Linked DNA regions of Mus musculus: region 2 is linked to region 1. The links are chromatin loops, found by intact Hi-C in ENCODE. Cell type or tissue: left cerebral cortex. All regions are shown on one strand.

Region 1 (8,000 bases):
AGGTGTTTGGAACGGAGCCCACAAGTCCTCTAGGAGCAGAAGATACTCCCGGACTGCCCACCAGCCCTCCCCCCCCCACCGGCATGGGGGCCCCCCTGGCCCCTTCCCACCCTGTCAGGTCCAGGTCGGACGGGAGCTCACCTTGAGGGCGCATCCAGGGAAAGAGCTGTGTGGGCGACGGGCTCTGCTCAGACCCCTCGGCCTCCTCGCCCAGGCCGCTGGCTGCCGCGAGCTTGCAGTCTGCGTACTGCACCAGGTCTGGATCCTGCGCACCGAACAGGCTCTGGCGCTGCAGAGGGTCGTAGCCGTAGAAGTTGCCGGGGTCGCCGTGGCACGCCACGGCGCACGGGTTCTGCTGGTAGGGAGCTGTGGACAGCGACGATGGCCCGTGGTAGAACTCCTGGATTTGCGAAGGGTGCTGGAAGCTGCCGCCGCTGCTGGGACCGTACACCACGGTGGGTCGGCCGCCCAGGTCCTGGGCGAAGCCGCAGTCATAATAATTGGGGCGCAGGGACTCCCCGGTTTTGTATTTGGAGAACAGTGAGTTGACGAAATAAGAGCTCATTTTATTGAATTTTGAGGCGGCGGCGGCGGCGGCGCAGGCTGTAGTTGGGGGCTGTTGGGGAGGGGGTGGGGAGGGGGAAAAGGGAGGGAGAGAGAGAGAAAAAAAAACGCGGATTCGCCGGCTCCTAGTCACCCTCGCCAGGAAAGGAGAGGAAAAGGGAGGAGGGGAAAAAAAAGAAGGAAGGAAGGAAAAGAAAGAAAAGACGAAGAAGATCTCAAAGCCGCCACACTTTTTGTGATTTCCAGGAATAGAAGAGCGAAGCCTGCAAAAGTCTAAGCCTGCATGGCAGCCGCGGCTCGCTCGCCCTCCCCCCACCCCCCACCCCCCAAACAAAAATATACCGCCACTTAAAGAGGTCCTCGCTTTACATTTCGAAGAAGGGATGCCAGTTCATAAACAGTTTTCGGTGATTTACTTCCCTCCAAATGAGTTGTTTCATATTTTGCCCCGTCTTTTCACCATCATTTGCATCCATTAGAGACCCCGCATCCTATTGGCTTCTGGGTACTCCTCCCGGACAGAACGCAGAGCGAGGGTGAGAGCGAGAGAGAGCGAGTGCGAGAGAGAGCTAGAGCGAGAGAGCGCCAGGGAGTGAGGAGAGGGCAGAAAAAAAGGAGGGGAAGAGAAAAAAACACCCAGGGAGAAAGAGGGGGAGAGGGGGGGAGAGGGAGGGGGGAGAGAGAGAGAACGAATACGGATTAAATCTGTTTAACTACCTACATTAATGAGATATCTCTTGCCTCACAACAAATCAAATACCTTCGCAGACCACCCCCAAAGACTGATGTGGGGGAGTCACGGAAAAACACCATACACACACATCCACAACGCTGAGCCTGGCGTAGGCACGCTGTTAATTTCGCGATTTTAACGAGGCAATTGGAGTCTTTCTAAATGTCAGGGTCGCTTCGGAAAAATGTAAAAGAACACGGTTTAATTGCACCGAGTTTTAAAAGGTCCTATAAATGTAATTGGTATTTTAATACAAGTTATCAAATCATACAGCTTCCTCTCCTAAACATATTTTCAAACAAACGAGGTAGTCATATTTAAAGCTTTAATGATCAATTTCCTTATTATTGATAAAGGTTTAACTATCGTGTGGAGGGAATTGGCTGGGTAACCAGCCCCCAAAAAAACGGCTGTAAACTCTTTAACAAACTATAAAACGCAATAAAGCCGGAGTCTGTTGTTGTTTATGCTGCAGCGCATAAAAGCTGTTAGCATTTTACGAGTTCTTTCCTCTACAGCTATAAAACTGCAGCTTCGATCGCCCCCGCCGCCCGACTGAAGCACGGTGGGGGTGACTTAGCTGAAATGAGACCGATTATGGGTTGCTGTGGATTTTTTTTTCCCTTTCGGCACAAACGGTGACTTTCCCCGAGATTTTCTCCCTTGCAGACACACCTGACCCCACTGGCTCTTATGAGACCCCAAACCACCCCGAGATCTGTCCTCACCTAGGTCACGCACATAACTTTCCCTCATTAAGCAAACACGCGAGATTTTCTGTGGAAAGGGAGTCTGAGAGGGCCTGAGAGAGGAAGAAGAAACTTTCTGGTTAATGGGCAGTGCTAAGGTGGAACAAAGTTCTGCAGGCGGCTGCCAATTCTGCCATTTACAGGAGCTTTACCTGCTGGTGGTTGGGGGGAGCTGCAAGAGAAAGGGGGGGGTCTTCTGGAGGTGCTTTGGCCACTTTAGAGGGAAAGGTCCAGTGATATCAAAGGATGATATCTCGTGTGGCTGTAAACCTGTGCCCCGGGCCTTGGCATTCAGAAACCAAGCCCCACTGACACCCAGCTTTCTGGGGCCAACCACCCATTCCTTCTACACACAAGCCTTCCAGGTATAGATAGTGACCTCTTCATCCACACAGCAAAAGAGGTAAGGGTAGTGGAGACTAAGGCTGGGTACCAAGGCCTTGGTTACTGCTGTCTTATGCTCTCCCGTGCCCAACACAAAGGTGTGGGTTTAAAAGGCACCTGTTATTGGTATATGTCCCCATAGCCATTTGACCACCTGCACTAACCTTGGAGTGGAAAAAAACAAGGCCACCAAGGTCTCCATTTCCCCTCTTCTCTTGTTGGGGTGCCTTTAGTTGGACCTCCAGCACCTGAAGATCTGAGGCCTCAAATCCAGAAATGACTGGCTGCCCCACTCCAAGCCCAGGCCCTCCTCTGTGTACCTGGCACATGGCTGGTGGGGGGGGTCAAACCTTAGGGTGGCAGGCAGAACCAATGGTCTCCTGAGGGAACTGACTGGAAAGACAGAGAGAAGGAGAAAGAAACGTCCTAGAACAAAGGCAGAGTCAATTTTACAAATAAATTAAATCTACTGCCCGTTCTCTAAGGTGCTTCTTTTTTTTTTTTTTTTTTTTTTTTTTTTTTTTTTTTGAGGGGTTCCATGAGCCAGAATCTTTGTAAAAATGAAACCACGTTTCCAAAGAAGCTGCACTAAGGGTTTCACTCGGCCTTCTGAAGTACAGTGTATATAGAAAGGAGAGAGAAAAGGAGGGGGCCAGAGAGAGGGAAACTGAAGCAAGCTGTGGGGTTTTGTTTTTCCACACGGATGAGAGGTCGGTGAGGCAAGCTAAAGCAGTGTCAAGTTGTTGCTGAAGTGAACATTTTTATCAAGTGCGGGGGATTTTATGGTCATGATTTGAGGACTCACTGGTGGGATAGAAATTCAATGGCTTGTTCTAAATCATCCCTACACCGTGCCAGAAATTTCTGATGGAAGGAAAATGTTTCTATTATAAGAAAGAAAAAAAAAAACAAGAAAGAGCTCGGAGATCAGTTATAAACACCCAACGGAGGGCAGATTTATTGGAGAAACTCAAGTTGAGAAGACACTCCGCTGGCCTCTTTACACCTGGTCCTGCGGAAAGAGAAGAAGCCACACGGGGTTCTGGGGTCATTTTTGGAGGCTCAGGTTGGAGGCAGGTTCAGGCTGGACTGAGAGGAAAGTGAAGATTGGGAACCAGCCAAAGGGGTTGTAGGCAGTCAGAGGGACAACCTCAGAACGGAAAAGTGCCTGGGTCCAGGCTTCCAGCTGCTCCGTCCCAGAAGGACTGGCTTCCCCGAGGTTTGCCAGAGTAAGGACGCCAAGGGCATAGCCTGGGCGCGCCCGAGGAAGCCGCAGCTCTCACCTGGGAGTCCGGAAGCGTGGAAAAGCCAGAGACTGCTCCCCGTCGCCATGTCTGCCTCTACTGCTGTTAGGAAAAATGCGCAGGGTTTTGACTGAGCCTTCCGAGGAGATTCTGAAGCCTTCCCGCATCCTGCATCCCACATCCCGCATCCCGCATCCTGCATTCCGCACCCCTAGGGAGAGTCTGTCCGAGCCTTGATGACCAGGCACTCGGCCAGCCTAGACCTGCACACATGTAAAGGCTCTGGAGTCGGCGCCCTGGGGCAGTGGCCCCTCTGACTTGGAGCACCACCGAATCTTCACCAAAGCCAGGTCCCCATTTCTCCCAAATTTGGAAATCTCCCAGATTGGCACGTCCGGATTCTCTCTTCAGCAGGTGTGGGCAGCCCGCCTGGGGTAGCTTCCTCTTCAAAAGACCTGCAGGCTCACCAGTCTCACCTGACCCATTGTCCTGCACTTTATTCCTCCCTCGCCCCCACTGCAGGAAAATCTCAGTTTTTCAAATCAATTCGCCTCCTTGATTTGTGCCTATTATTTCTATATTTTTATTATTAACATTATCTCCGGTTCCCACGCATTTCTCGCCCCATCAAACACAGCAACTGGCAAACAGCTTTCTTACTGTGAGAAATTCAGAAAATGAACCATTTGAAGAGAGAAAGGAACTCTGTTATAATTGAAATATATACAGTAGGGGAAAGAGCCATAACAAACCCTATTTTTTTTTTCTATTATGTGCAAATTTCTCATGACTTTTGGTAGCTCTCTGTTTCTAGATACAGGGCCGAACAAGGTGCTGTGTAGAGCCGCTGGGCCGGCAGCCGCAGCACTGGGAAATTTCATATGGAGCAAGGATGCCATCTAGCGGCCACTGTGCAAAAGACGTCCTTATATCTGCTCAGCCAGGTTCTCTGAGAACTAGCAGAGGAGGCAACAAACGATTAAACTTTCATTATTACTAGAAATAGGGGAGAGAAATGAAAGCAGATAAGAAAAAGGCTTCGGAATCAGGAAACAGTTCGTGGAATAGTTCAGATAAACTTAAAGGGGAAAAAAGCTGTATATCCACTCAGTCCCTAATTTATATTGAAGACGCTAAGCTTTAGTCAGTAAAAGAAGAAATCAGCACGTTTTAAGCCTTACACGAATATTTCACACGCTAAAGGGTAACAATTGGGCTTTTTGTGAGGGATGAGAAGGGCCGAGGGGATGAAACAGAACTGAAGAAGGATCAAGAGGCTACTCTCCCTTATGTCTGGCCTTGCTGGACTGTGTGTGTGTCCCTGAGTCCGTGTCCGTGCGTGCGTGCGTGTGTGTGTGTGAGTGTGTGTGTGTGTGTGTGTGTGTGTGTGTGTGTGTGTGTGTCCGCGTGTGCAAAGGTTTCTTATTTATGGATGGTGGTTCCAGAGGGGGTGTAAAGAACAAAGACAACAGTCAGAATTTCGATTACTGAAACTTTAGGGACAACAAACCGTTCTTCCTCCCAGCTGCTAGCTTCTTTAGTTTTTACCCTCGGGGAACCTCACCCCATTGCCCCTGATTCCCAAGTCCCAGACCCCAAGCCTCAGTCGTGGGCGCAAAAGGGTTGAGGGTGAGGATGGGGGCCGACCCAGCCATTATCCCACCAGATCCAGAGCCCAGGCTCATCTGAGGCTCATCTCCGGAAAGTTTCCCCTCACTGTTTGCTTTGCTGCTGTTTAGTTTCTTAACCTTCAGAAATTTATACCCTATAAACTTTTATAGCGGTCATATTCTTTTATTGCTGCGCACACGGCATTGAATTCCTCTTCCAGCTTCTCTCTCTCTCTCTCTCTCTCTCTCTCTCTGAATCTCTCTTTTATGACAATTGATTTCCTCATCTCCGGCTTCCCAGGCTCTGCACCTTCGCCTTTGTCTTGTAAGAAGCCACTCCAGGCTAGGGACCCAGACGCGGCTGCCAGAGGCAACTCCAGACACCCTCGCCTCCAACCCCTCAGCGGCCCAGTCTCCAGCTTCGCTTTTTATGTTTATTTTTGGCAGAAACTGGGACTTCCTTCGCTCATCCTCTGCCGCCGGCAGAGCCTGGAGAGCCAAGGATGGAGAAACAGCCTAGTCTACACTAGCTTTAAAGCCAGATTCATTTTCCATCTTTAACATAACCCTCCTGGCAGGCCGCCTGTTCCAGCCGCGGTACCAGTTTCTCTGTCTCCTGTTTCTCCTCTCCTGTTTCTCGGATCCCCTCGCCCTTTCGTTAGAGAGGGGTAGGGCCGGCCTTGGCAGGGCTTCTTTCTCTCACTCCGGCCAGCCTTTGTCCCCACCTCCACCCCAACGCACAGTGTCTCCGCTGCAGTGTGGCGTGTGCAGCGGAGAGAAGCTCTCGAGGTCAGCTGCAGAGCTGCAGGCCGGCAGCAACCGCATCCTCACGATTGAAGAAGAAGAAAACAAAAACAAAAACAAAACAAAACAGGGCTTCCAAGACCTCACGACAGGCTCTGGCGGGGACACTGCAGACGATTCTTGAAGCCAAGTGTGATTCGGGAAGGGGTCCTTTTGAAAAGAAATTATCCCCCATTTCTGAAACGTTTGTGTCCCACACTCCTCCGTGGCTTTCTTTTGAGAACTGTCACTCGCCCTGATCGCAACCACCCAGACTCAGCAAGCTGCCCTAGGAGTGTGTGTGTGTGTGTGTGTGTGTGTGTGTGTGTGGTGGGGGGTTCGACAAAGAATCTTGAGGTTCAACCATTTGAGCTCTCTCCCACCACTGGGTCTCCACTACACTCAACCACCATCCTCATGGCAACAGCCGAGAAAAGGCACTAACTTCCTCCTTGCTGGGTGTTTGGAAGTGGTTAGCTGAGAGATGATGCTGCCTCCAGGAAATACTAGCCAAGCTTCTCCTTCCCTGAGTTAATGGCGGAGGTCTCCAGAGCAACTTTGTGAGAGACCCCTTGCTATAGGGAGACTCTGCTCCAAAAGATGTTGGAGGTTGTCTTTCCTCCTTCTCCACTCTCCTCGTTCTACCGGAAGAGCCCTGCTCAGTTTAAGCCCAGGTCTTGGAACTTGGGTACCCACCAGGTGTCAGCACCACCAGAGCAGGTAGCAGGATCTAAAAGGTCAAAGGAGAAAGCCTGTGACTGTGGACACTAACTTGTCTTTGTTTGAAGCCATGCTTTCAGCAAATGGACGCTTTGCTAAATGACCAGAGGAGAAGTGACACAGAATAAAACGCAGGAGAGGTTTGTTTTCTAGAGTGATATGTATATTTTTTGTTCTTTTTTTCCCCTTTTTCTTCCAAAACAAACAATTAGAGCTCTAGGCCCCTTGCCCTCCCCACTCCCACCCTCAACCCTCCCTTATAAGCAACAACTGAAAATCACTGCCAAAGAAATCACAAAACACAAGCACAATGTCACCACAGCCACCGACAAAAGCAAAAAAAAATTAATAAAATAAAATTCAAAGTTCTACTGGAATGACCTCTTTGCAGTCAGGAGAAGCGGGAACAAAAGTCCACGGGTGGAAGGGATTGAGAAGCAGGGAGAGCAGAGAGGCAGAGAGGCAGAGAGGACCCCCCTCTGCACGATGGGGAGGTGCGATGTTTGCCTCTTTCCTGTGCACACTGGACTGTTTGCCAGAAGCGTATGCATGCAGCAGCAACAGGATGGATACAGCAGTGGACTTTGCAGGAGGTGAAGTCCCCACTCTGAGTCTTCTTTTGGACCTCTGGCTGGATGCCAAGGGGCTCTCTTCTTCCTGGGTCAGGAAACTGGTGAAATGGAAAGATACCCACTAGCCCTGCTTGCTGAGGCCATTGCTCCTCCCGGCCCTGACTGCCTACTCTGGAAGGGAGCTGGGGAATTGATTCACAATAAATTTTCAGACTCTTCTGACCCAGCCTTCTCTATGGTGGGGTTGACCTAGCAGAGAGGAAAGGGACTTTTTTTTTTTTCCTACAATGGGAGACTTGTCTTGCTGGTGCAAGATGGGTTTGGTGGAAAGGAGAGTTGATTTCAAAGTTGGAGGATAGAGAGGAATCTGAGACTGTGGTCAGCAAGAAAAGTTACATTCTGTCAAATGGGGATAGGAATGTATGAATGGGGAAACAGCACTGTCAGGGCTCTACAACCCACAATTTGACCTCCTTTAGTTGGAAGGAAAGGAAAACATGCAGAATTAAACACTTCCTGCAGGGAAAATACGAGGGGACTCCACTAATGGTACCTTCATAAAACCACTCCCTGCTTTTTCTTGCCCTTTCTAGCTCACAACAGCTTGGGGACAGGAATGGCCACATCTGCCCACAGGCCTC
Region 2 (8,000 bases), 750 kb before region 1:
TCCACAGTCTTGGCCACCGGTGGGGTGCAGGGCACTCTCCTCCCCACGTGTGCACTCTGAGAAGCCTGACGCTCTGGGACAACAGCACTGTTGTCAAAGCGTGGTGTGCACTAACAATGCACTTGGCTTGGAGTCAGGCGACAGAGCAAACTCTGCAAGTTAAGAGCGTCTGTTTTGGAGTCCTAGCCCTTCCAGGCTGACTTACAGGGTAGTTTCTAGGCACTAAAGCTGGCTCCAAGAATCCCACGCTCCTGCGCATGCCCACATTCACGCGCCTCTTCCGTCCACCCCTTTCCAAGTCCTCAGTGCCTCGGTCTCTCACCCTCTCTGCATCCAAGACCCCCAGGCTCGGTTCCGGGCGCCACTTCCTCCTCTTCAGGTCAGATCTGTTCCCCTGGACCCAGGTTCTCTGGTAGGTGACCTGGAAGGCCTTTGTCCCCGGGGGCGGGGCCGGCACCGGCACAGGACACCTGCAATGTCACCGTCTTCCACGAGGGTGCGCGCTAGCTAGCACCACTTCTTAGAGCTGAGAGACCTTTCAAATCCTGCTTAAGAGTCCCGGGCTTTCTCTACAGCCTTATCAGATAAGAGTCATTAACAGGAGGTGGAGCTGAAGGAGAAAAGAAGCCCTAGTGAAAAGAAAGAATGCATAAAGTAGCCAACACTGCTGGGAGTTCTAGAGATTAAGGGAAAACTTTCACTACCTGCTTCCTGACTTGAATTTCATAAATTACGGTATTGTTTATTTTATTACTGTTTTTGTGTTTTGTTTTTTAGAGACAGGGTTTCTTTGTGTAGCTCTGGTTGTCATGAAACTTGCTCTGTAGAATAGCTTAACCTCAAACTCACAGAGATCCGCCTGCCTCTGCCTCCCAAGTGCTGGGATTAAAGGCGTGCACCACCACCGCCTGGCACTTATTTTACTAATTTTTAAAATTTGTATTTTTATAGGCTAGAGAGATAACTGGGTGCTTCAAAGCTGCCGTTGAGGAGAACATGGGTTCGAGTATCAGCTCACAGCTGTTTGTAATTCGTTTCAGTGAACCTGATGCTCTCTCTGGTCTCCATGGACTCCAGACACACATGTGATGCTCAGGCAGGCACACATACAGGCAAAACATCAAAACGCATAAAATAAGTTTTTTTTCTAAATTTTGTAAATATGTGTGTGGGGATTACATGTAGGGGAAGGCATGTGCCCACAGAAGCCAGAAGAGGGTGATCTATCCCTTGAAGCTGAAATCACAGATGGTTGTGAGCTGCCTGGCATGGGTGGTGGGAACCAAACTCAGGTCTTCTGCAAGATCAATCGTCACTCTGAACTTCTGAACCATCCTTCTGGTCCCTTTTTTATTTTTTTTATTAAAGATTTATTTATTGTATATGAGTACACTGTAGCTGTCTTCAGACACAGCAGAAGAGGACATCGGATCTCATTACAGATGGTTGTGAGCCACCATATGGTTGCTGGGATTTGAACTCAGGACCTCTGGGAGAACAGTTGGTGCTCTTAACGTTGAGCCATCTCTCCAGCCTCCCCTTTTTTATTTTCAACCTTAGATGCCATATCTTTTGAGCTGTGCACCTCGTTTTGTTGTCATTGTTGTACATATTTTACAACTTTGAGAGACTATCTGTGTGTATACATACATGTGTGCAAGTGCACACCACCATGTAGGTGTGCCTTTGTGCAGACTAGAGGTCAGCACTGGGTGTCTTCCTCGGTTGTGCTCCATCTTCTTCTCTGAGTCAGGGCCTCGGATGAAGGCCGAATCTTGTTGATTCTGCTTTGGTGGCTGGCCGGCCGGCCTGCGAGCTCAGAGAGCCTCCTGTCTCCACCTCCACAGGGCTGGCATTATAGTTCCCGTGTTGGACATGGAACCCAGGCCTTCGTGCTCATGTGGCAGGCCTGAGCCATCTCCCTGACCCCCGTGTACTCCCATGTCACAAGGAGACGTACACAAAACCCGCCTGTCTCCAGAAACCCAAGTTCAGTTCTGCCCACTAGGTGCTGAGAAAGATAACGTTGAGAAGGGGATTTAGGGATTTCTAATTGCCAAGCTGTGCTGCTTCTACCTTCTACGCACAGTGAGGAGGAGATCGGAAAGGAGAGATTTGGGCTCAGAGGGGCATGCAGGGGTGTGGAGCTGGATTCAGACTTCTTATGGTTTTGGTGTTTTCCTCTATGAATCATCTCTGCCATTGGCACTGAAGAGCATGCGCCTCACACACTTATGGTCCCATGACCTCTAGGAATTACTTGTAGGGATTACATGGAATCTGTGATGCCGCTACCATTTTAATTATTGCAATGTATAAGCACAGAAGCATGTGTGTATGTATGTGTGTGTACATGTCTGTGTGCCTGTGTGCTTGTCTGTGTCCATGTGTGCTCATATGTGTGTGTCCATGTGCACATGAGTGTGTGTGTGTGTGTGTGTACGAGCATGTGTGCATGTGCTCTTGTGCACATGTGTGCACATTTTTCCATTTCTTTTTAAAATGTTTTTAATTTAATTTTTTTTTTTTTTTATGTTATGAAATCCGCCTGCTTCTGCCTCCGAAGTGCTGGGATCAAAGGCGTGCGCCACCACCCCTCAGAGAGTCTTCCATTTCTTTAATCAGTTTTTCAGAATCTGGTCTGAGGATGTAGCTCAGTTGGGGTGCTTGCCTAACACGTTTGAGTGCTGTATTCAAACCTAGGCATCGCGTAAACACAGTGTGGTGGAGAACACCTGTAATTCCAGGAGGCAGAAGGATCAGAAGTCCTTGAGCAGCCTTGGTTAATAGGGAGTTCAATGCCGGCCTGGGCAGGCATCTCTGAACCAAAATAAACTTGAATTTTCAGGTACAGGTTTTCCCTCTCTGAGTCCTTAGAACTGTGTGTGTGTGTGTGTGTGTGTGTGTGTGTGTGTGTGTGTGTTGTAAAGGGCATTGCTTTCTGATTTGTCTTTTTTAATATTTGATGTCTCCTCTCTCTGTGTTTTTCAAGACTGGGTTTCTCTGTGAAGCCCTGGATATCCTGAACTCACTCTGTAGACCAGACTGGCTTGGTACTCAGAGATCTGAGTGTCTCTGCCTGTCTTCCAAGTGCTAGGACTAAAGGCTTTTGCCACCACTGCCTGGCTAGAAATATTTCTCAAGAGCTAGAGAGGCAGCTCATTAGTTAAGAGCGCTTGCTCTTGCAGAAGAGCAGTGTTGGGTTCCCAGCTCCTCGACCAGGTAGTTCACATAGTCCAGGAACTCCATCTCCAGGGGATCCAACGCCTTCTTCTGGCCTCAGTGGGCACTTGCAGTTTCCTTGTACACATATTACTAAATAAAAAGAAATCTTTAGAAAAATAAAATAAACAACACAGCTGAGTAACTTAAATTATTCACATGGCTCCCGGCTTGTGGCTGCCCATTCTGCCTCACTAAGGTCGCATCTTTGGAGTTAAAATCAGTATAGAGCTGATGTTCTCCTTAATCTTCAGACACCACAGTCACCTGTAGCTCCAGTTCCAGGGTTTTGATGCCCTCTTCTAGTCTCTAAGGGCACTACACACTCGTAGTGAACATACATACATACATACTTGCAGGCAAAACATTCGTACTCATTAAATTTTTTTTAAAGAAATACTTCTTATTGTTTCCTGTTGACTCTGTTCTGATTAGTTCTAATGGTCCTTTGGTGGATTTTGTAAGATACTTTTAAAACCTTCATTGAGCAGGGCGGTGGTGGCGCACGCCTTTAATCCCAGCACTTGGGAGGCAGAGGCAGGCGGATTTCTGAGTTCGAGGCCAGCCTGGTCTACAAAGTGAGTTTCAGGACAGCCAGGGCTATACAGAGAAACCCTGTCTCGAAAAAAATCCAAACCAAAAAAAACAAAAAAACAAAAACAAAAACAAAAAACCTTCATTGCTAGTATGCTCATCTATAAGGGTGTATAGGATTAATGGTCACGTAAGTGCTGCTTCGGGGTGTGTTCTGGAGGAGGGGTGCGAGGTGCTATTGGATGCCATCCCACCTCAAACCTCAGCTGAAGCTGTAGCTACCCACAGATCCTCTGAGGCGCCCTGCGGAGAAAGCAGGTTCCTCTTCTGCACTTCCTCAGATGTCCGCTGGGGGGCAGGATAGGCCGAGGAAGGAGGCAGCCGGAAGAGCAGGCGGAGCCGAAGGAGGCGGTGGCTGCAACCCCAGGCTGCTATCCGTCAAGTTTCCACTTTTGACTTCATTCACCCGCCCTAGAGGCATTCTACTTTACTTCTCTGGTAAGGATAGGACTCAGAGAAGTCGTCCAGAGGGTCAATCCAAACATGATGATTTCCCTCCCTCCCAGCCTCTCCCGTACAATGGGATCCTGCTGGGGTGCCACTTCTGAGGGGTCAGAGGTGTCTCCGAGCTCCTTCAGGGGCCCAGGCCAGCCAGGCTGCATTGCAGAGGATCAGGCATGCATCAGAGCCCCACCAAAGGCCCCTGCTAAGAATGCAGGTCAGCTGGAGGAGTTGCAAGGGGAGGAGGGAGGGCCCGGGCCCTGCCCAGACAAGCCCAGCCGGCCCTACAGCTGCCCTCCTGTCCCCGGAGGCAGATGTGGGAAAAGGAGGGGACTCACTAGGTTTCTGGGGTCTAATTCCCCCAGAACCAGGAAAACAAAAGAGGCGCCCTGCAGGAGAGCCTCGGGCAGGCCGTCGCAGGTAAACAGGATTCTGAACTGTTAAATTCAGCAACCGATGGAAACAGGCTCCCCCTCTCCCGTCACCCCTACCAGTCTAGGTTTTCTCCACGGCCCCTAAATCGTCCTGATGCCCCTTTCCAAGTTTCCCTGAAAACTCTAGGCCCCCAAATTTCTCAGACGGATGATGGGATGGGCCATCCTGAGAGCCAGATTTGGCAGGAGAAATTGGGTTAGGGGTCATAAGGGATAGGAACGCCAAGATGAGCAAACAATAGATTCAAAGAAAAGCCAGTTAAAGGTAGTGTAGTGCGTGCGCAGTGACCAACCTTATCCTACATAGACGAGAAAACAAAACGAATTCCCTGTCACCTTCCACGCACCGGTCCTCTGGAGTCATGAGACTTTCTCTCACTGACATGAATAAGGCACCAACAGTGGATGGGCATTTCCAGTCTCTCTGAAGATAGTGAGTCCCGTGAGGGTGCGTCTGTGCACCCTGTGGTTGAGTAACCCTGGCAGGTTTCTCGCTGTGAGCAGTAGTAGTAGCAGCCTTTCCTTCACGGTTTCCAGCTGGGCAGCTGCCCATCAGATATCTTGGCTGCCTTTCATCGCCTTGTCTCTGATAGGGATCACTCTAGGTGAAGAAATCACTGTCAGTCACCCCCCACCTCCCTCACAGCCAGAGGGACCGGCTGACCCGCATGCTCCCATGGGGGGTGGGGTGGGGAGAGGGACCTTTGGGGACGTGGGACTTCTATGGAAAGAATCATCTAGAAACATCTCATCTCCACAGATGAACACCAAGAGACTACAGAGCCTATTCCTTCCAGGATAGGATCAGATCTGAGCTCTGATCTCATCTCAGATCTTTCCAATCGAAAAGAAGTGACGCTTGACCAAAGATCCCCCTACCCAGTCCTCACTGCAGAGGGATGGAGTCCGAAATAGGAGGCAGAGCTGGAAGACAAACAAAGCGAGAGTGTGGTTGGTTGATGACTTTATTGTTGCATAAAAAACACAGGCTGTTTCTGCCTCCTCCTCGCCCCCAAGTGGGTTCACAGCAGTTAAAGAAAAAAAAAAATCCTACATTTTCCTCTAGAGGGGCTGCCTGGAAGGACAGGCAGCTGAGAAACCTAGATTTGATAAAGAGCAGGCCAGACAAAAACCTATCCGAGCCCCACCTGCAGATCTTAGGGTTCAAGGCCTCTATAAGGGGGAGCATCTCCGTGCCCCCTAATACTCCATGTAGGAGTTCCCCCTAAGCATGGTCACTGAAAAAAGGTTGTCTTGGTAGCGCAGTGAGAGGTGGCTGGTTTTGATGGGTGGAGAAGAAGGCATCCCACACCCACGGTGCCCTCCTTTAGGCCCCTCTGCACCTAGCTAGGCAACCTGCAGGCATGGCCAACTTCGCTCTTGCCTGCAGCCTTCTTTGTAAGAAAGGGAACCTCTGGCTAGGTTCACAGGAGGTGGGGAAAGAGGGAGAACACAGAAAGAACTTAAACTATCTCAGGCCCCTAAGTCCCACAGGGAGTCACCCTGTCCCTTCAAGGAGGAGGCCTTTCTACACAAACATATATTCCTACCCAGATCCCAGCCCCTACTTCCCATACAGGTCCCAGTCCTTGGACTGGGCTCCAGCATCCCCCAGGGAGGAAGATGCTGAGGTTCTTGTCCCCAGGTCTTGGACGGGGTGAACAAGATGGGGTCTCAGGAGACCCCAGGCTCAGTAGAGAAACACATACATGCACACATACAGGTGCAGACAACACACGCATACACACACTCACACCCTAATTATTAAATAAAATACCCTTTGCTTATAACTTAAAAATCAACACACAGCTATTCCCTGCAGAAGGTTCTGGGTGGAGAGAAGAGAGCAAGAGTGGGGTCAGAGGGTCTCAAGGCCTCTACCTCAAACCTGAGAGTGCCCCCAGCCCCAGGGTCCTGCAGTCTGCCAGGCAGAAGTCTACCCTCTCATCCTATGATCAAAACCCAAATGTATCTCTAGACTCTAAAGAAGGGGACAGAGAGACAGCTTCCCAGAATTCCTTCCAGTGGGGGAACAATATTTCTTCACATGGAAGGAGATTTTCTACTGGGGAGGACTCTATAACAATGGAGGGAACACGGAAGGGTCAAGCTAAGAAAGAGAGGGACGGGGAGTCCAGGCAGGGTTTTCTGCTGTAATCCCTCTGCTAGGACAACCTCTCTCCCTTCCACCCCCAACAGGAAAGCAAGGGATGGGGACCTGGGAGTGGGGTGGGGGTTGTTTTGTCAACTCTGGAGCAAGTGCTGGCAGCTGACTTTAGGAAACTACCTAGGGGAATAGATGGGGAATGTCGACTGCTGAGTTTGCTTTCTTTTACAAGGTCTAAGAGTTAAGGATTGAATTCGAGTTGAAAGGAGCGGCTAGCTCTTCCACTTTGTAAGAGGATTTTTCTGCTGGATCCCTCCTCTATGCCATCCAGCTCTGACCTCCAGCTCAGAGCCCTGGCTGCAGAGCTGAGCTGCTCTTCCTGGCTCTACCATCCAGAAGGGTTTAGAAGAAATTCACTGAAGGGAGTTCTTTCTATACTAATAACCCTCCAAGCTAGGTAGACAGCCCCTTAAGGGGAACCACCCCAGGCTTCCCCACACACACACCTCATCTCTGCTTTCTCTCCGGAAATTTTAGAGGGAGCAGCACTAGAAGAGGGGATGAAAGAGACCTAGGCCGAAGGGCGGCTCCAAGGTGCTTTTATGTCCGGGTTCCCAGGAACTAAAGACGTGTCCAGACAGCTTCCCCCAACGCCCCGACCCAATCTCGAGTTCCCTCAGCTTCTGGGACATGCCATCTCTCTACTATGCGAACCCCTCCACATGGTAGGGGCGCTCCATCCCAACTCTTCAGCAACTCAGGGGAGGGTGAAATAGTGAGAAAGGGAAGAAGCGAGGGGCGTGTTCAGCTCCTGGCAGCCTAAATATTCAAGCAGCCTCCCATGTAGCCCCCGAGACTAAAAACCCCTAGCGTCCCTTTCCCTGTCCCCTCATCACCAATAAATAACCACCTTCCTCTTACTCAGGCCGCCCCATTCCCCCCGCCCCCCCAAATAAAGAACGGCAGGTATGTGACATCCATGGGGCTCAGTTGGAGGACGCCGAGCTGCCTTCGGCCTCACGTTTGCCTTTGCCCCCGGGTGGTTCCACCACGCCACCGGCCTTGCCCTCGCCTTGGGCCGCCGCCGCCGCCTCCTCTTTGGCGCCTTCGTGGGTTTTCATGTGTTTGGCCAGGTGGTCGCTGCGCATGAAGACTCGGCTGCAGACCGCACAGGGGAACTTCTTGGTCCCGGTGTGGGTCTG

What was found. A loop is a pair of places that touch in the nucleus more often than their neighbours do. Peaks named below come from ENCODE experiments on the same cell type or tissue, not always from the same donor. Only the 100,000 strongest peaks of a DNase experiment are listed, where the experiment ranks them.
Region 2: it touches region 1 in a loop (4-fold over the local background); 2 of 42 quality-filtered maps call a loop at or near these places.

The regions. Positions count from the first base shown.
Region 1 is chr11:96,275,528-96,283,527 of GRCm38, reverse strand. Hoxb9 (homeobox B9) reads right to left here. Exons shown (of 2, transcript NM_008270.2): 2 at 6,933-8,000. Hoxb8 (homeobox B8) reads right to left here and starts at 1,623. Exons shown (of 2, transcript NM_010461.2): 1 at 142-1,623. The coding sequence starts at 565. In left cerebral cortex, a CTCF peak has its summit at 4,576 (motif pointing left); a DNase peak (open chromatin) is centred at 4,560.
Region 2 is chr11:97,022,378-97,030,377 of GRCm38, reverse strand. Sp6 (trans-acting transcription factor 6) reads right to left here. Exons shown (of 2, transcript NM_001363230.1): 2 at 5,639-8,000. The coding sequence ends at 7,785. Scrn2 (secernin 2) reads right to left here and starts at 426. Exons shown (of 8, transcript NM_146027.2): 1 at 323-426. It overlaps Gm11532 (predicted gene 11532), which reads left to right and starts at 3,960. Exons shown (of 2, transcript NR_133649.1): 1 at 3,960-8,000. In left cerebral cortex, CTCF peaks have their summits at 466 and 4,093; DNase peaks (open chromatin) are centred at 290, 439 and 4,102; H3K4me3 peaks cover 1,139 bases; H3K27ac peaks cover 329 bases.